Regions from separate parts of the Homo sapiens genome. Here regions 1 and 2 are each linked to region 3. Evidence: chromatin loops called from intact Hi-C (ENCODE). Cell type or tissue: Caco-2. All regions are shown on one strand. Links, peaks and the distances in the headings refer to the core of each region. The heading gives the core; the rest is flanking DNA.

What was found. Hi-C counts contacts between places; a loop is a spot of excess contacts. Peaks named below come from ENCODE experiments on the same cell type or tissue, not always from the same donor. Only the 100,000 strongest peaks of a DNase experiment are listed, where the experiment ranks them.
Region 1: a loop joins it to region 3, with 3 times the contacts of the local background. A loop is called at or near these places in 12 of 110 quality-filtered maps.
Region 2: a loop joins it to region 3, with 5 times the contacts of the local background. A loop is called at or near these places in 7 of 110 quality-filtered maps.

What each region holds. Positions count from the first base shown.
Region 1 is chr17:37,045,453-37,050,952 of GRCh38, reverse strand. All of the region lies in intron 11 of AATF (apoptosis antagonizing transcription factor), which reads right to left. LOC105371753 (a long non-coding RNA gene) reads left to right here. Exons shown (of 3, transcript XR_934717.4): 2 at 4,985-5,063; 3 at 5,374-5,500. Among named protein-coding and RNA genes, the nearest start is that of MIR2909, 14 kb to the right of the region's middle. RefSeq lists an enhancer at 2,355-2,855. In Caco-2, for the core only: CTCF peaks have their summits at 2,944 and 3,143 (motif pointing right); a DNase peak (open chromatin) is centred at 3,132.
Region 2 is chr17:36,626,753-36,632,252 of GRCh38, reverse strand. It overlaps a transcript of MRM1 not described here. Among named protein-coding and RNA genes, the nearest start is that of MRM1, 28 kb to the right of the region's middle. RefSeq lists an enhancer at 4,949-5,449. In Caco-2, for the core only: a CTCF peak has its summit at 2,785 (motif pointing left); a DNase peak (open chromatin) is centred at 2,772.
Region 3 is chr17:36,933,382-36,938,881 of GRCh38, reverse strand. LHX1 (LIM homeobox 1) reads right to left here and starts at 1,407. Exons shown (of 5, transcript NM_005568.5): 1 at 515-1,407. The coding sequence starts at 684. LHX1-DT (LHX1 divergent transcript) reads left to right here and starts at 2,221. Exons shown (of 3, transcript NR_135671.1): 1 at 2,221-2,318. RefSeq lists enhancers at 1-414, 1,257-2,100, 2,359-3,273, 5,102-5,500. In Caco-2, for the core only: no CTCF peak of the experiment used is centred there; DNase peaks (open chromatin) are centred at 521, 2,699 and 3,951; H3K4me3 peaks cover 3,845 bases; H3K27me3 peaks cover 1,739 bases.

The DNA of each region.
Region 1 (5,500 bases), core at 125-5,124, 110 kb before region 3:
AAATAAATAAATACATAAAATGATACACATAATTTGCCTTTGACTAATTAAAAATTGTTCATTTGTTGCTTCTTAGGAGTGGGGGGTCTCCCTAAATACATAAGACACATCCCAGAATGTCATGGCCCTTCCTTCCTTTCTAATCCTCTACCTCTCCCACACTGCACACAAAAGTGCTGTAGCATTTGCTTCTGCCTTAACTCAATCCCATACATACATTGCAGAATCAAGGGAAAAGAAGAAAGCACACGGCAGGCAAGTCGGACAAAGGGTTCCAATCATAGCAGCACTCACGGCTAGCAGGGTCTGGATCCGATCTGAAACCCTACAAGTAGAGTCTGCCCAGATATGGTCAGTCAGCACAGAGATTCACACACACGCCTGCTCTGCACAGACCAGCGCGGTCACCAATGACAGATGTGTGCTTTTAAAATTATTGGTGATGTACTGATGCTGCCTTTTTTCACGTTTGTCTTTGAAAACAATTTGCTTAGTGTGGTGGAAGCTTAAACATGTACTAGATGTATATGATTCCTGGCCTCAAAACCTAACATACTACAGGTATAATCAATTAATTAAAAATATTTGAATGCTTATTTGAACTTTGTTAGATTTTGTGGAGGTTCACAAAGACATGAAAGGCACAGCAGAAGCTAGATCGGGAAGGTGAATACATGCAGTAAGTGTGTCTCAGACAAACCACTCCATTTGGGGAGACACACAAACATTCTTCCTCCTGCTGAACCCAATTCTGTCATTTTAGGACTTACAGCCATGGGCTCTTGTCCCTCTAAAGCCAGAGAGAAGTAAGGCTGACTACTATTCCCTGTGGCAGCACTTCAACTATTTGATGTCTTCTTCTAACTAAATCTGTTCTTTTCCGGGTTCAGCGGCCTCAGTTGCCTCCATTCCTCCTGTGACCGAGTCTGCTTGCCATCCTGACTGCACTCCTATGAGCCCTCCATTTGCCAAAGCTCCAAAAGCAAGGTCTCCAGAACCCGCAGCCCTCGTGAGCCCAAAGCAGGTGGAGCAGGACTCCATCTCTCCTGCACTCTGAACACATACTTCTCTCTCTGTCTTCCCAAGGCCTCCACTCTCTTCTGTTCTATCTATCAGTATGCCCAGGGCCTCCCAAATGTCTGCGGAAAAAGATGTCTTGCCAATTATCACTTGGCACATGCTAACGGCACCAAACAAAGGGATCCTTCTCCAATAAAGCACGTGCCTCCATTCTGATTGCCAGAAACCAAAGTAGGCCAAAGGGCAAAGGCTACTCACTCCTCCATTTTCCTCTTAAAAATGTCTACAGACCACAGGACAGCAGCTTTCCCTTTTTTTTTTTTTTTTTGAGACGGAGTCTCGCTCTGTCACCCAGGCTGGAGTGCAGTGGCGCCATCTCGGCTTGCTGCAAGCTCCGCCTCCCAGGTTCACGCCATTCTCCTGCCTCAGCTTCCCGAGTACCTGGGACTACAGGTGCCCGCCACCACGCCTGGCTAACTTTTTTTTGTATTTTTAGTACACACAGGGTTTCACTGTGTTAGCCAGGATGGTCTCGATCTCCTGACCTCGTGATCTGCCCGCCTCGGCCTCCCAAAGTGCTGGGATTACAGGCGTGAGCCACCGCGCCCGGCTTGGACAGCAGCTTTCTTTTCTTATATACTTAGAGAAACCAGCTTAATAGAAATCTTGAATAGTTAAATAGAACAAGGCGAATGCTTTTATATGGCATAGAGCATGGTATCACAAATGCAGAGGGGCTGGAAGGTGCTGTCAGAGTTGGTTCTGACTGGCTCAGGTCCTTACTGGGTCTAGGACCTTAGGTAAATTACTTAGCCCCCTGAATCTTAGCTTCCTCATCAGTAAGATGGTGACAATATCTTCCTTAAACATACTGTTTTTACAGCACTAAGCAAAGTCCGCATTGCATAAATGGCATCGTCATCTATGATCATGAGAAATGGAATGAGACAGAGCAACATGCTGAGGACCTGTGTGCATGCATTACAGTTGCTCCCAACCAACACGAGGGACTAAATGGCACCCTCCTTTCATCATTCCTTTGCTTTCCCCGACCCAAATTCATCCTACTCGGTATCAGTGACTTTACAAATGAGAGAAAGATATTTGAGAAGTGTCTCTATGACCTAAAAGGAGAAACATACTGATCCAAATGGCAGGCAATCGCCCTGTGCTCTTTGGGGCTGTGTGGTAGGGGCAGCCCTATGTATGTCACGGGAATGGGCTCAGACACAGGTGACATGCATTAGAACTTAGCTCCTCAAGGCTGGGCGCAGTGGCTCACACCTGTAATCCCAGAACTTTGGGAGGCCAAGGTGGGCGGATCACCTGAGGTTAGGGGTTTGAGACCAGCATGGCCAACATGGAGAAACCTCGTCTCTACTAAAAATACAAAAAATAGCTGGGCGTGGTGGTGTGTGCCTGTAATCCCAGGTACTTGGGAGGCTGAGCCGGGAAAATCACTTGAACCTGGGAGGCGGAGGTTGCAGTGAGCCGAGATTGTGCCATTGCACTCCAGCCTGGGCAAAAGAGTGAGACTCCATCTAAAAAAAAAAAAAAAAAAAAAAAAAAGAAAAGAAAAACTTAGCTCCCCAAGAAGGCTGGATTGCTGGGAAAGTAATCCAAGTAAAAAGACACAGTGCTGATAAGGAGTTAGTATTTAGTCAGAATGACACAAAAATCACTATAGTAGAAAACTTAGGATTTCTGAATACGGCCAAAAAGTCGGTACTTACTCTCCCTCACTCTCCTCTTAACATCCCCCAACAACCCAAGGAGGATCACAGGCTTCTCTCCTGAAATCTCATCATAATTCCATACCAAAAAACAAACCAAAACTGAACAACAACAAAAACCCCCATAAAAAAACCACAAAGCAGAAGAAAGGAGGTAAAGGGGAAAGAAAGCAGTCTTCTTTCAGCTAAGACTTATTTCTTAACAGGATCAACTTAGCAAAATAAGAATGACTCAGAGACACCCCTTATCTATCACTAATTACCTAAATCTAGATACAAGGCAAATCATGTCCAATCCGACACTAGCTGAAACTCTTCACAAGGTTCCAAAACAACAAAACCGCAGCCGCCCGAATCTGCCACAAGGTGGCAGTACACGACTCGTTTCCAAGTGGACCCAGCCACCAGTCAGCGGAGCCCATAAATTACCCCGTGTGTCTGCTCTCATCACCATCCTCCCCAGTGCTTGAAGGAGACTCTAGAAGGTCTGTTCCAATTCGTTCTTTTGGTCAGGTCAGAACTAGGTCCTTCAAACCTCTGGAAAAGCTTTTAGCCCTACAGCTCTAAATTACACATGGTGACACACGGCCTCTGGCCTGTCCCCTAAAGATCAGACAGACTCAAGATTTATAAATGTTCCAAGAAGCAGGTTCAGGCCCCAAACAAAGGAACTGAGAGGCTGGGGAACAGGGAGGAGAGGGGAGAGGGATGGGGGCGAGAAGGGGACTGCACGTGGACAGGTTTTCTTCTCACTTGTGCTTCCTCCTTACTCAAGCCAGTCACAAATCCCCTGCACTTTAACAAAGGAAGAAAAATACTCAAAACTTCCACCATCCCTACTACTAGCTTCAAATCTTCCACATGATTTTAAAGAAAAATAATTTACCTTAGCGGACTTGCAAAAAAGCAGAGGGGTGGGGGAGGAGCCACTCTTCAGACAAAAGGGGCGCCGCTCCTTCCACGCATTAATATTCCATATTCCCGGGATGATGTCCACTTTCACAGTTTGACTGTTTTATAACAGATTTGATGTGAGAGAAGACAAATGGCCTCACAAAGGAAAGACGACAAATCATCACACTGCTTTTAGCAGGGTTTCTCTTTATTTTTATTTATTTTTATTCCGGACCTGGGATGCAGAGCTCTCTGCCTTGCTGGAGATGTTTAATATTAACGTCAAGCCACCACGGTCCCCGCAATAGAGTTGGCCAGTGTTGTGTTTACGGTTTTGTGACTGCTGGCTTCAGGAAGATGAAGCTCCTTGTTCAAACAGCAGCCCCTCTAACAGCTCCTGTTAAAAGCTAGGGGATGCTTCACTGCTTAGACGTGAATCACTTCCCCCAGCCGCACAGAAGGTGAGACTGACATTCCAGTTACATTTGTATCCGTATCAGGATGCTGCCCAACAACCCAGGGCGTGTGTGCATGCGTGTGTGTGTGTGTGTGTGTGTGTGTGTGTGTGTGTGTGTTGGGGGAGCACAGGATGCATCGCTCAGCTCTAGCTTAACTTCAACACGCAGGAATTAGTGAGGGTATTCAATGTCAACCCATAGAGTTTTGGCAAGGCACTCTGCTATTACTTCTGGTAATAAGTTGGAGGATTTCTTTTGCTTAGAAATCGGGTACCAATCAAAACGCACAAGAAGTAACTAGTAAGTGAGCAAATGCAAAGTGCCAGCTCTGCAATGCGAGTCAGGGGACACAGAGGAACCGCTGGGGCCTGGGGAGCAAGCCCTTCCAGCTGCTGGCCAGCTGCCCTACCCGGAAGTCTCCCCCCGAGCGTTCAAGGAGCATGTGTTCTCCTGGCTCTCCTCTGCCTTCCTTCTCCCAGGTTCTGCTCTTGGCTTCCTCTCTTCTTTTGACACCCTCCCCTGGTGATCCTACACACACTCTAATGGTCTAATGGTCTCCTCCGCGTGAAGGACCCCAGAGCCCGAGTCCCCGCTCCCCTGCCCTCCCCCTAAACTCATCTCCTGCCTTGCAAGGCTCTTCTGACACCCAAGCTACCATTTCTCCTAACAATGGCAGCAAATTCTTTTTTATTCACATCCCACACAACTGTTTAATGGCAGTGAGCTGTAAGACAAAATTACAGATATCGATACCACATTTTCTGATGAAAAAATAAAATCCAGTCTGAGATGGGGCTCTTGTTCAGACTGTATGCCTATTAATTGATTAAAAAAAAAAGGCTGCTCTCAATCTGTCCATAATTTTTTGGTTTTTAATAGTATCCTTCAAAGAACTTCCTTCCTGCCTCTGCAAATCAGAAATTCAGCAAAAGGAGCATCTGTCCTAAACACCTGCCAGGTGAGCTTTCCCCAGCAGCACTGAGCAGGCCTGCAACAGGGGGCCTGCAACAGGGCATCTCTCCCACTCGTTTCACCAGCTAGTCTCTGAGGTCAGCAGTTTGATTACCTCAGCCAGTTATACGATTGGCTCTAAAAAGCCTGACTGCTAAGTGCAAAGTGAGCAGTTTGCATTTCTTCCCCTGAACCTGAAGAGTCTGTCTGGCTGTACAGTTGTGTTTCCCCCTGTAGGACCGAGCTGTGGAAGAGAAGGCAGAGTGCTGCCAAGTGTGTGTATGAGAAAATGTGTATTGATTTCTTCTTTCTTATAGGGGAGGACAAAGCATTGAAGAACAATTGCTCGTCTTTGCAGCATTTCACATTCCATACAAGAGACAAAAGGCCCAACCCCCACTACCCTCTGAGAAGCAGAAAGGGGAACGGAACAGGACTGTGTCT
Region 2 (5,500 bases), core at 366-5,365, 310 kb after region 3:
AGCTGGTTGGGGAGATGGGGCTGGGGAGCCCTGGGCACTAACAAGTATTCATGCAGGTAAGCAGGTACCAGGAGCCAGGAGGGGCACATCAAAAACCTCTAGAACAGGCCAGGTGTGGAGCTGTAATCCCAGCACTTTGAGAGGCCAAGGCGGGCGGATCACCTGAGGTCAAGAGTTCGAGACCAGCCTGGCCAACATAGCAAAACTCCGTCTCTACTAAAAACACAAAAATTACCCAGGTGTGGTTATTTTTCCCTGGGTTGTTCTGTAGCTTGGCAGCAGGAATTAAGACTAACAGGAAAGGGGTCAGTTGTGGAGAGGTGCATGGAGAAGAGGATGTTGGAAGAGGGGAGCAAGGACCCCCAACCTCTGCAGACAACCTTGCCCAGCCCAGAGTTGAGGTAGGGGGAAGGGTTGATCCCATCTCCATCTCTGAGAAAGATTTATTTCTTCACTTCCCTAAGGTCTTTGGAGAAATGCTGCAACTCTCAGCCTGGCCCTCATCTCCACACCTCTGCCAGCACCTCAGTTCCAGCCCCAGGGCTCCAGGGACAGACTCCTAACATGAACTGCCAGGATACCATATATCCATCCATCTGACAGCTTACCTGAGCTCAGACGGCCTGCAAACTGGCAGGACAGGAGGGATGCCCCGCGTTTGGTGTGCTGAGTGCCTTTGTGTGTGTGATCTCATTCAAGGTTCCCAACTCTGAAAGCAGACATGATTAGCCCCTTTCACAAAAGGAAGCAGAGGTCTTAGTGACTTGCCCAAGGTCACATGCCTAAACAGGGACACAAACCCGCAGGAAAGATGGAGCACAAATGCTGGGGTCTCTGATAGTGGTGCACACATGCACACATGTGCACAAATACATGCACACATGTGTACCCCAAATCATTTAAATGGACCATTCCCCTCTGTGTGTGATGTAGTTTACAGATCCCCTGTGCTCCCATGCATTATCTCAGTTGGTTTAACAACAGGGTCCCGTGGTAACAGGCAGGGCAGATGTCATGAACCCATTTCTCAGATAAGGAACCCAAGGTTCAAAGAGGGTGAGCAATCTGCTCAAGGTCACAGTCTCCAGAGCTTTGATCACAATAATACTGACAAACTCCACCTCCGTTCACGTTTGTTAAATGCAGGAGCTGGGTGCTAAGCACCTTCCATGCATCTAACATTCATGGTCATCCCGTGGGGGAGACATTGTTATTATTCCCATCTTACAGATGATGAAACTGGGACTTAGAGGTGTTAGATGATATGGGGCAGCCACATAGAGTTAAGCCCCAGCCAGCCTGATTTTTACTCCAGGAAACTCGCCCAGGACGGGAAGCTTATTCACCTGGGCCCCCGAGTCCCAGCACCTAGACCAGTGCCTAGCCCACATGAGGTTCTCACTGAGCGTTTGTGGAACATTTGTTAACCAAATAAATCTGCCCCCAATGCCCTTACCCTCAACTTCCTCCTCCCAGACCTTTCCCTGCCCATCTCCTAACTCCTCGAATGTCTCTAGCGAACCATTCGAGACCTCTCCCCCAGGAGTCGAGGGTTACAGACCCCCTCAGTCCCTGCAATGGGACCGGGAAGTCAATTCACCACCTCACTCTCCTATCCCTATTAGCATTCAGGGATTTGTAGTTTGTCCTTAAGGTTCTCCCTTGCCTCAGTTTCCGCCCCTGGCACCAGATGTGAGGGAAGTAGGCAAGCAGACTGCTGGAGAAGAGGTCCCCTGAAAAGCCCACCCCTCTGCTTTCTTGTCCCACAAGCAAGTGCTGGGGATTTCCTTTCTTTCTCTCTAGATCCCGCAGAGCCCCAGACAACGGACGAGACAAAGAGCGGGCAAGCGGAGCAGTCAGGCCCAGCTCCAAGGCATGCATTTCCAAACAGGGAAAATGTGGACATCTGAGGACGGGGTCTCTCAAGGATACTCCCCCAAGTACAAGGTTTGGAGGCCCCTTTTGGAACACTGCCAATTCCAGCTGCCTCCACCCCCAGGCACCAATCACTCAACAGCACTGAGTGTTTACTGGGCCTGCAGGCAGGGAAATAATGCAAGATGCCACTTCCGCAAACTGGCAGGACAGGAGGGATGCCCTGCATTTGGTGTGCTGAGTGCCTTTGTGTGCATGATCTCATTCAAGGTTCCCAACTCTGAAAGCAGAAACGATTAGGAAGCAGAGGTCTTAGTGGCTTGCCCAAGGTCACATGCCTAAACAGGGACACAAACCTGAGGCCTTTAGGTCCTGTGCCTGGGTCTTGCTCTCCAAGCAAAGCTGATCCTTCAGTCACATCTGCCAAGGCTTCCTTTCCTACCAGCTGCAGGCATTGTAAACAAGCCCCCATGCCTCTTACCCAGCCCCCTTGTCCAAGGGCAAGGCAGATGGCCAAACCACTCCTGGGAGACCCCAGGTCTACAGCCCTAGGCTTTAGTGGTCAATGAGAGGACAACCTTCCCCAGGCCCTTAACTGGCTGAGGGGTGCCGGGCTGCCCCACCAGGGCCTGCTGATGTGCCCCCCCCCACCCCATCCCTCCCCTCCAGCTGCCCTCTGGTCCCTCTGCTCCTCCCACTGCCCCGCTTTCAGCCCCGACCCAAGAATGACCAGGAGTCACGGGTGGAGGAGCAGAGTTCCTGGTCCCCAGCCTGGCTTCTGACATCTCCGGCGCCCCTTGGCCTACCCTAGGTCGGGGTGTCAGGTCCAGTGAGACCAGCCTCCCCTCAAAGCCATCCAGCCCTGCCCTCTGGCCACTAGGCAGCCACATGCTCAGAGGATTGTCCAATGTCAGAGCGCCATCTAGTGTGAATGATGGGCACTGCACCCCTGCCTGCCGCCGCAGCTCACCCACTTGGCAGGACCTCTCATGGGGGTGGCCGGGTGCAGAAGGGGAGACGCCCTCAGACTCACAGAGGGCGCCAAATCTAGACTTCTGACATAGTGTCCAGATGACACTTTTCCTCCAGTCATGGGAGAGACCCTAGAATCCAGCGAGGGCAGTCCCCTTGCAGTGTGAGAATGTAGGATGACACTGCCTGCAGGGCCCTGTCACTATTTGAAAGGCTTAAAATGACCTTTCGAAGAGCCTAATCTCTTTGCACTATTTTGTGTGCACTGGTGAAAAGTAAACTTTCTAAATCGGCCATAATTTGGGTGACCTCTTTTTGGCAAATCTTAAACAAGAGCCTCAAAGAACAGGGGCTAAGGCATTGTCAGACCCAGAAGAGGCCCCACCGTGTGCATGAAGCCTGCACTCCATGCCTTGCTCAATCTGTTTCATGGGTCTCTCTCTCTCTCTTTCTCTCTCTCACTCACTCTCCTCTCTCTCTCTCTCCATCCTTGATCAGCCTGATGGAGTCAAAAGACCACTAAGTCCAGGCAGGGAGGTCAGGCTGATCTGGGTTTGAATCCTGGCTCTACATGAGCTGTGTAACCTTGAGAAATTCACTTGAAATTTCTAAGCCTTACTTTCCCCATCTGTAAAATGGGGTTGTGATGAGCATTGTGTGAAATAACAAGTTTGAAGCACTCAGCAAAGTGTCAGCTGCTTATCAGAGGCTCAGTAACTGCCAGTCTCATCCTCCTCATCTCTCTCAGGGCCTCCATCGCTGAGTCAGTGTCTCTCTGGGGGTCCGCTTCTGCAGCACCTGGCACAGGGTCTCCATCATTCTCTTGGTCTCGGAGCACTGGCCACACTGCACCTTGCATCTCACACTGCATCCTGCATGTCCATTTTCCATGGTTATATCCATCTACTCCCACCCACCTGATCCATGACTCGGAGCTTCCTAGGGTCTCTGTTTCTCTCTTCTTCCCCTCCGGAAGCCCAGCCCAGTTTTGAGCCCATGGCAAGTGTGTATCTGCCTGCAGCTGAACTGAATGTTCCCAGGCACAGTTAGAGAAGCCTGTTCTGCAATCCAGGAGCTGAACCAACACATGTTTCTAGCCCTGCCAAAACATACATTTTGGCCAGGTGCAGTGGCTCGTGCCTATAATCCTAGCACTTTGAGAGGCCAAGGCCAGAGGATTGCTTGAGGCCAGGAGTTTGAGACCAGCCTGAGCAACATAGGGGGACCCAGACTCAAAATATATACATACACATTTTCTCTCTCAGTAAAATGGTATTGAAGCTCCTGACTTGCACAATTGTTAAAGGGATTAGAGAGAGGGCATTTGCAAAGGCATTCATAAAGAGTATAAAACACAGTAGGCCCTCAAAAAATAGAACTTATTACTATAACAGCTAGGGAGGCCCTGTTGATGTTCAAAAATATGTCCAGGCTGGGCGCAGTGGCTCACACCTGTAATCCCAACACTTTGAGAGGCTGAGGTGGGCAGATCACTTGAGGTCAGGATTTCAAGACCAGCCTGGCCAACATGGCGATACCCTATCTCTACTAAAAATACAAAAAAATCAGCTGGGCGTGGTGGCGTGTGCCTGTAATCCCAGCTACTCGGGAGGCTGAGGCAGGAGAATTGCTTGAATCCAGGAGGCGCAGGTTGTGTGAGCCAAGATTGCACCACTGCACTCCAGCTTCAGTGACCAAGCTGGTCTCAAAAAAAAAAAAAAAAAAAAAAAACAGTGTCCAAAGAAGACAGGATGAGTAGTATAATCTCAATTGTACAACTTCAAAAGAGACACCAGGGCAAGGAGGCAGAAGGCAAGAAGGGAATGGTGGGACACGATTAATATTGGCCAAGATTATAACCCAGTCAGGGTCTCGTCAACAATTTAAGAGTAAGGCATCCCACAGGCCAGGGGTAACCAGGTGGAGAGAATCCTCTTTCCACCGGATAGGGATGGGAAACAGGCAAAGCGGGATGGGGAATGAGAGGCGAACAGCCTCTTTATTAACACAATTATTTTATTTGCCGAAAGGTAATCATCCTAAGTGAGGTCAACGGCGGCTGGCACAGGACTGGCCCTGCAGGCGGCTGGGCCACGTTGCCATGGTGACGGAGCCCGCTCACTTCCAGCAGCTGCAAGGGCTGGAGAATCCTGAGGAAGGAGACCCCAGGTCTCTTTTCTTTCCCCCAAAAGGGGCTGAAGGAGACCTGCAGGTGTTTGCATTCCCCGTCCCAGCCCCCAAGAGACAGACTAAGAGCCCCTGGGGAAATGTCCCAGCCCAGGTTCGCAGGGGGTCCATCCTGGAGCACAGGGGTCTCTGCGGGCATCATCTCATTCTGTCCTACAATAACCCTGTGAGGAAGAGGCTACGCATCACCTGACCATTTCACAGAAAGCTGTGGCTCAGACTGTCCGCAGATGCGCAGCATGTGGGGATTTGGGGGCTGGGGTCTGAGGCCTGGGGCACCATTTACATTTGCCTCAGAGTCAGGGCTGTGACAATGACAGAATTAAACCTACATCTTGAATAATCAGAAAAACTGATGTGGAGAAAAACACACTCACCCGGCAGTCAGAAAGGCCTGGGTTCGAGTGTCAACCCTTCCCCTTACAGGCCACGTCACCCTCAGCAAATTTGCTCTAAGCCTTAGTCT
Region 3 (5,500 bases), core at 240-5,239:
GGCCGAGTTCTTTCCTGCCGCTGACAGGGCAGTTGGCCCAGACACTCTACGCAAAAGGCTCGGAGCTTACCGCCAAGACCGCTCGGGGTCGGAAAAGGTAGTGGCCGGGAGGGAGCCTGGGCTCTGCCTGGAGGGCAAACAACCCCGAAGGCCTGGAGAATGCAGTTGCTGCAGAGCTTGGCTCCGGGAAAGACAGCAGTCCGGGCTACAACGCCCGAGGCTGCCCTGTCTCTTCCAAGCTTGAAGGGGCTTCTGGGCCGAGTCAGGCTCAGACCCTTTCTTCCCAGGCACATGCAGCCAAACCCAGACCCATAGTTTCCAGGATGCAAGCAGGGCCGCGTCCCGGGCTCCCAGCGCGCCAGCTGGCGGAGAGGCGGGCGCCCGCGGGACTTGGCTGCCCTCTCTAGAAGCAGTTCCTAACTGGGCAGCGAGGCCACGCTAACCTCTGATCCGAAGCTGGCCGGGAAGGGCCCGCGGGGAGGTAGCAGCAGAGGCGTGGGAGGAAAGTACTCACCGGAAGAAGTCGTTCTTGCAGTAGAGTTTGCCTTCCCTGGAGAAGCACTTCTCGGTCAGGTTGCATTTACATTCACAGCACTGGACGCACTTGACGTGCCAGGCCCTGTCCAGCACGTTCAAGAGAAAGCGGTCCAGGATGGGCCTTTTGCAGCCGGCACAGTGAACCATGGTCTTTGGTTTGGTCTGATGAGGCCCAGAGAGAGAGAGGGGCAAAGTAGAGCCCAGGGGATGACTCCTGAAGACAATCGGCACGAGCTCCCCAGTCTCTCCAAAAAGAGGACACACACTCGGCCGTGCAAGCCAAAACTCGCACCAGGAAATCAAAGTAGGGTGGAGGAAACGAGGCTGATCGGGGCCTGGGGGGGCGTCTCAGTGAAGTGTGCAGCCGGGGAGTCCCGGGGCCCCGGGCTGGAGCGGCGCCGCCTGAGCTCCCGGGGCGAGGAAAAGAAGTCTCAGGCGGGAGAGAATGCGACCCTTCTGCTCAGAGCCCGCGGAGGAGTGAAGGTCAGCGAGAACGGCGGCGGGAACGGAAATAAATAAATAAAAACGGAGAAGAAGAAGACGACGACTCGCCGAGCTCGGGTTGCGAGGAAAGCGCCGCTGAGTTCTCCGGGGCTTGAGGTAGAGCTGTCAGAAGTCAAAGTGCATCTGCTTTTGTCGGGGTATGAGGGCGACTGTGTGCGTGCCAGGCTGCCCACCACTGGGATTTCCCCCCTCTTTTTTTAAAAAAGGGAAGGAAAGAACAAAAGGAGCAGAGAAGCTTTGGATCCTAAACTGCCGGCATCGCGCCGCGGGTCTGGACGCGCCGAGCGCCCGCGCTGGGCCTGGGGGAGGGGGCGAGGGCCGACCGCGGGAGAAGGGAAAGAGGGGAGGGTAGGAGGAAGATCTTGGTGTTGATTGCTGTTGTTGCTTAGGTTTCCCCGCTTTTGGAGAAGTGTTTGTGTCAATCGAAAACAGAGAGGGACAACTCCGTGCGGAGGCAGCCAGGCGCACTCGCTCCTTCCCTACCGCCCCAGCCCAGTCACCTCGGCCCTTGGCCTGCCTGGCGGCCTCCGTGTCCTCAGGGCGACCCTCCCTGCGCCCGGGCTCCTTCGGGAGGCACTACGGGCTGGCTTCTCACCGCGCCTGGCCGTGCATCGTGGCTCCAGTCACAACTCGCGGCCGCCTGGGCGCACAGCCCCGCATCGCTCGGCCCACGCTCTGTCTGCCTCCGTCTAACCCCACAGTCGCTCGACTTTCTCTCCTTTTCCTTTTCCCCTTCTTTTTTTCGTTGTGGTGGCAAATCTGGGTTTCCTTTCTAGCCTCCTTCCTTTTTTTTTTTTTGTTTTTCTTTTGCAGCGGGAGGAGTCGGGGAGGAGGGGGGCAGCTTGGAGAGCTTTAAAAAAAAATGTCCTGGCGCAGCGGCTACAGTAGGCCGGCGGCTGGAACGGCTCGGCGCGGACCGCCGCTGTCGCCGCCCGGGCCGCGGCTCGTTGCTGGCCCTCCCCGGGCGCGTCCCTCAGTCCCTGGTCTCCTGGCCCAGTCGCCGCCCCGGTGCGTCTCTCCCCAGCTCCGGCGGCTTGGTCACTGCTCCTGGCTGTTGGCTGAGCTCTGGAAGCCCCCTCGCCTTAATGCAGCGCCCGCTGACGTCACTGCGGCCTGCGACCAATCAGCGCCTCGCGGTCCCTCTGTAAACCATTCTGCATCCCCCGGCCCGGGAGAGTGCGGGGAGACCGCGTTTAGAGGATCAGTGGCGGCGGCACCCGCGGCCCCGCGCGGCGCGGACGGCGGGCAGCACCGTGCCTGGGCCCCCTCCTGCTCCGGTAAGGCGTGGGTTTCGATGGGAGGGACAGAGAGAGAGCGGGAATAGGCGCAGGCGGAGGCCAGAGTTCTGCTGTAGAGTGGGGGTAGTCCAAGACCGAGCCTTGTGGAAGGTTGGGGTGCAGCCGGGTCCGGAATCCCAGGCGGCTCCCCTGCACTGCTGGGCTTTGCAATTCAGCGGCTGTTGCCATTGTCCCCCCGTACTTTCTTGAGCTGGAAGTTTGTCCCAAGCGCAGCGCACATCTTTGGAGGGGGAGGAGGCTCTTAGCAGCAGAATCTCCCTCCTCCCGTCCCTCTTTCTGTGCCCCCTCCCCCAATCCATCCAAAGTCCACAGGGTCCGGGTCCTGGGCGAGCTGAGTGTCTGTCTCCCGCAGAGCACTCTTGCAAAGTTGATTCGGGCGGTTTCCTGATGGGGGCGGGGAGACCGGAGGCGCGGCGCCGGCGCGGGGGAAGGAGTGGACCGGGAAGCGCCTCGGGTGAGGAGTTGCAACCCTGGCGAGAAAGTTGTGAGAAAACTGTGATCCGGAGACACCTTTTACGTACAAAAACAAACGACTAGGCGGGAAACCGGGGGCTCCAGCGGCGGCTGGGGGTGGTGGTCGTGGCGTTGGGAAGAGGGAAGGAGGAGGGGGGGGTGCCGGGACGCCACGAAGAGGCTGCAGTAGATGGGCGTGCAGTGCATGGGCAGCGTGTGCCGGGATTCCAGTCCTCCCCTGTCCAGGCTTCGGGTTGGCACCGGCTTCCCCAGACAACAGCAAACCACACCCTCCATAGTTCACTCCTCAGGGAACCCGTAACTCCCTAATCCCGCTCTGGCTAGGAACTCGGGACCGCCGCCCCCAGGGGCCTATTTTCCCACACGTGGGGGACAGATCCTGGTCTAGAGTGCCTTCGCCTGGAAGAGTTACTGTAGTTTTTCGGAGCACTCAAGTCAAACCCTAAATTCCGTTTCGACCACACCTGTTCTGGGTGGGCTTAACCAGGATTTCTCCTGAAGTGGAGTCTGAAGGTGGTTGGGCTGGGCGGTCCCACTTTTGCTCCCCGTTTTTGTGCTTCGGGGGAGGGGGTGCTAGGAAGGCTCATTTGGCCCGAGCATGGAAGGCAGTGATAGTGGGCGTCCCTCCGGAGCTGGCTGGTATTGTGGAATTGGCCTTTGGACCCCACTCGCGATGCGCAGACCAGACGGAAGCTGAAACGGGGGAAATGCTCGGGGAAGCGGAGTCGCAGTGAACCTGGGCTGGCAGGGAATCCCGCTGTGCAGATGGAATACCCTCTTCGGACGAACGGGGAAGCTGCTTCAGAGAATCTGGCTTGCGCTCCGTGGAACCGTGGGGTTTTAGGGCTTTGCCAACGCCCCTTTGCTGACTCCGCCCGCACCGCCCAGCAACCTCAAGGCCCACAGGCAGCCCCCCGCCTTGCCGCCGGCGTCACCATGTCATGGAAACCGAAGCCGCGGAGACCCGCAGTGCGACTCGTTGGCGTTCTGCCCTGACCCGTGGGTGCCGGGACCCTAACGCCTTCTCCACACCTTCTTGCACATACACATGTGGGCTCCCCGCTGCGGGCCGGAGGAGCGTAGGGGACTAGTCAGCTCCGGCGCGCCGCCGGCCTCCGCCGGTCGCTCCCAGACCCCGACGCGGGGCAGGGCAGAGGATGGAGAAGGCGGTTCTGCGATCTAGGGGGCGGGCTCCGCGGGCTCGGACTCGGCTTCGCGCTCCTCCTGCGGACCCGGCACTTCCCGGCGGAAGACGACCGGTACTCGGTAGGCTTCTGGCACCCCCGCAAGCGCCAAAAGCCGTGTGGCATGGGGTCCCCACTTCTTCCACCCGGACCCCCAGGCGCCTCCCAGCCTGCTGCGCTGCGTGAGGCCTGCGGGGAGGGGGCCAGTCCAGCCCTGCTGTCCTCACACTCCTCCCCTCCCCGCAGCTGTCCCGGTTCTCGCCGCCAGCGCCCTCGACCCAACCGCCCCTTTCTGGAATCTATAGTGGCCCCAGTCCCGGGTGGCTTGCCTCCGCCCCCGTCCCAGCTGGGCTCCTTCTCATGCAAAGCAGAGGGGTCACGGTGGAGTGTGGGGCGGTCAGTGGGACCTACCGGACGACAGCTGGACCTAGCTGTCGGCCCTTCCCCAACCCAGGGCCTGTCACCTCCCTCTGGTGGGCAGGAGGAGGTTGCTCCATCCATTTAGGGGTGTAAGAACCTTGGGACCTAGGTATAGGGGAAAGAAGGCCCCTCCCCACAGACGGACCAGCGAGGCAGGAGAGTTGAGGATGAGGACAGGACGCTCGCTCTAGGGCGTCAGGCTCCGCTCGTCCTGGTGTCCAGATGGCTCAGTAAACAGGTCCGCAGGAGCCAACCCTGGCGTCTCTGCAAGGGGGGCCAGGAGCGCAACTCAAAGTGCGCCTCTTGGCTCCAGATTCTAGGTTTGGAGTCCAGATTTAACTCCTCCACGGGGACAGCACATTAGACAAATGGTGGGTTTTGTTTTGTTTTCGTTTCCATTGAGCTTTTGTTTTAAAACATAATCGGTCGCAGGGACATGGAGAGAAAATTGACCAGGCTTTCTAAATTCGCCTTCTCCGAAGCCGCTCAGCTCAGCTCTGCATTTAAGCCAGTTCCGTTCAGCGAAGAGCACCAACCTTCCCTCCTCACCTTCCCGGCCACATTTATTGTCTGCATCCTCAACTACGCAAGCGTTTTCCTACCCAATGTCCTCCACAGACCCACAGCCACTTACACCGCCCAGGACCTGTACATTCTGGACCAGGGTCCGCGGGGATCATTTTCGCCCATAGCTCGGTGACTGCAGAATCCTTTCCACCCTCCTCCCAGGCACCCCCGGATACGGCCCCAGAGGGCCTAGGAGGTGACTTTCACAGTCCAGGTTTCTTTTCTTGAGAAGCTCCTTGACGATCAGCCCCAGAGGGACCCTGGTCAGAACCCGGGTTGGAGAGGGTTCTGTCAGCTCTCTCCAGCTGCCATGCAGTTTGGGGAGCCTGAAGGTGCCCCTCTCAAACTTCCACTTCCCTTCCTTCCCCCGCCCCCGCCCCCTCCAGGTTCCAGAATGACGCTCGGCCCATGGACAGAGCCTGCCCAGTCACTCTCGGCTGCTATTGATCCCGAGGATGATGGCCGCCCCTAGCCATTTCCCTCCTCTCTCTTCGGTTCCAGAACAGCCCAAGGAGC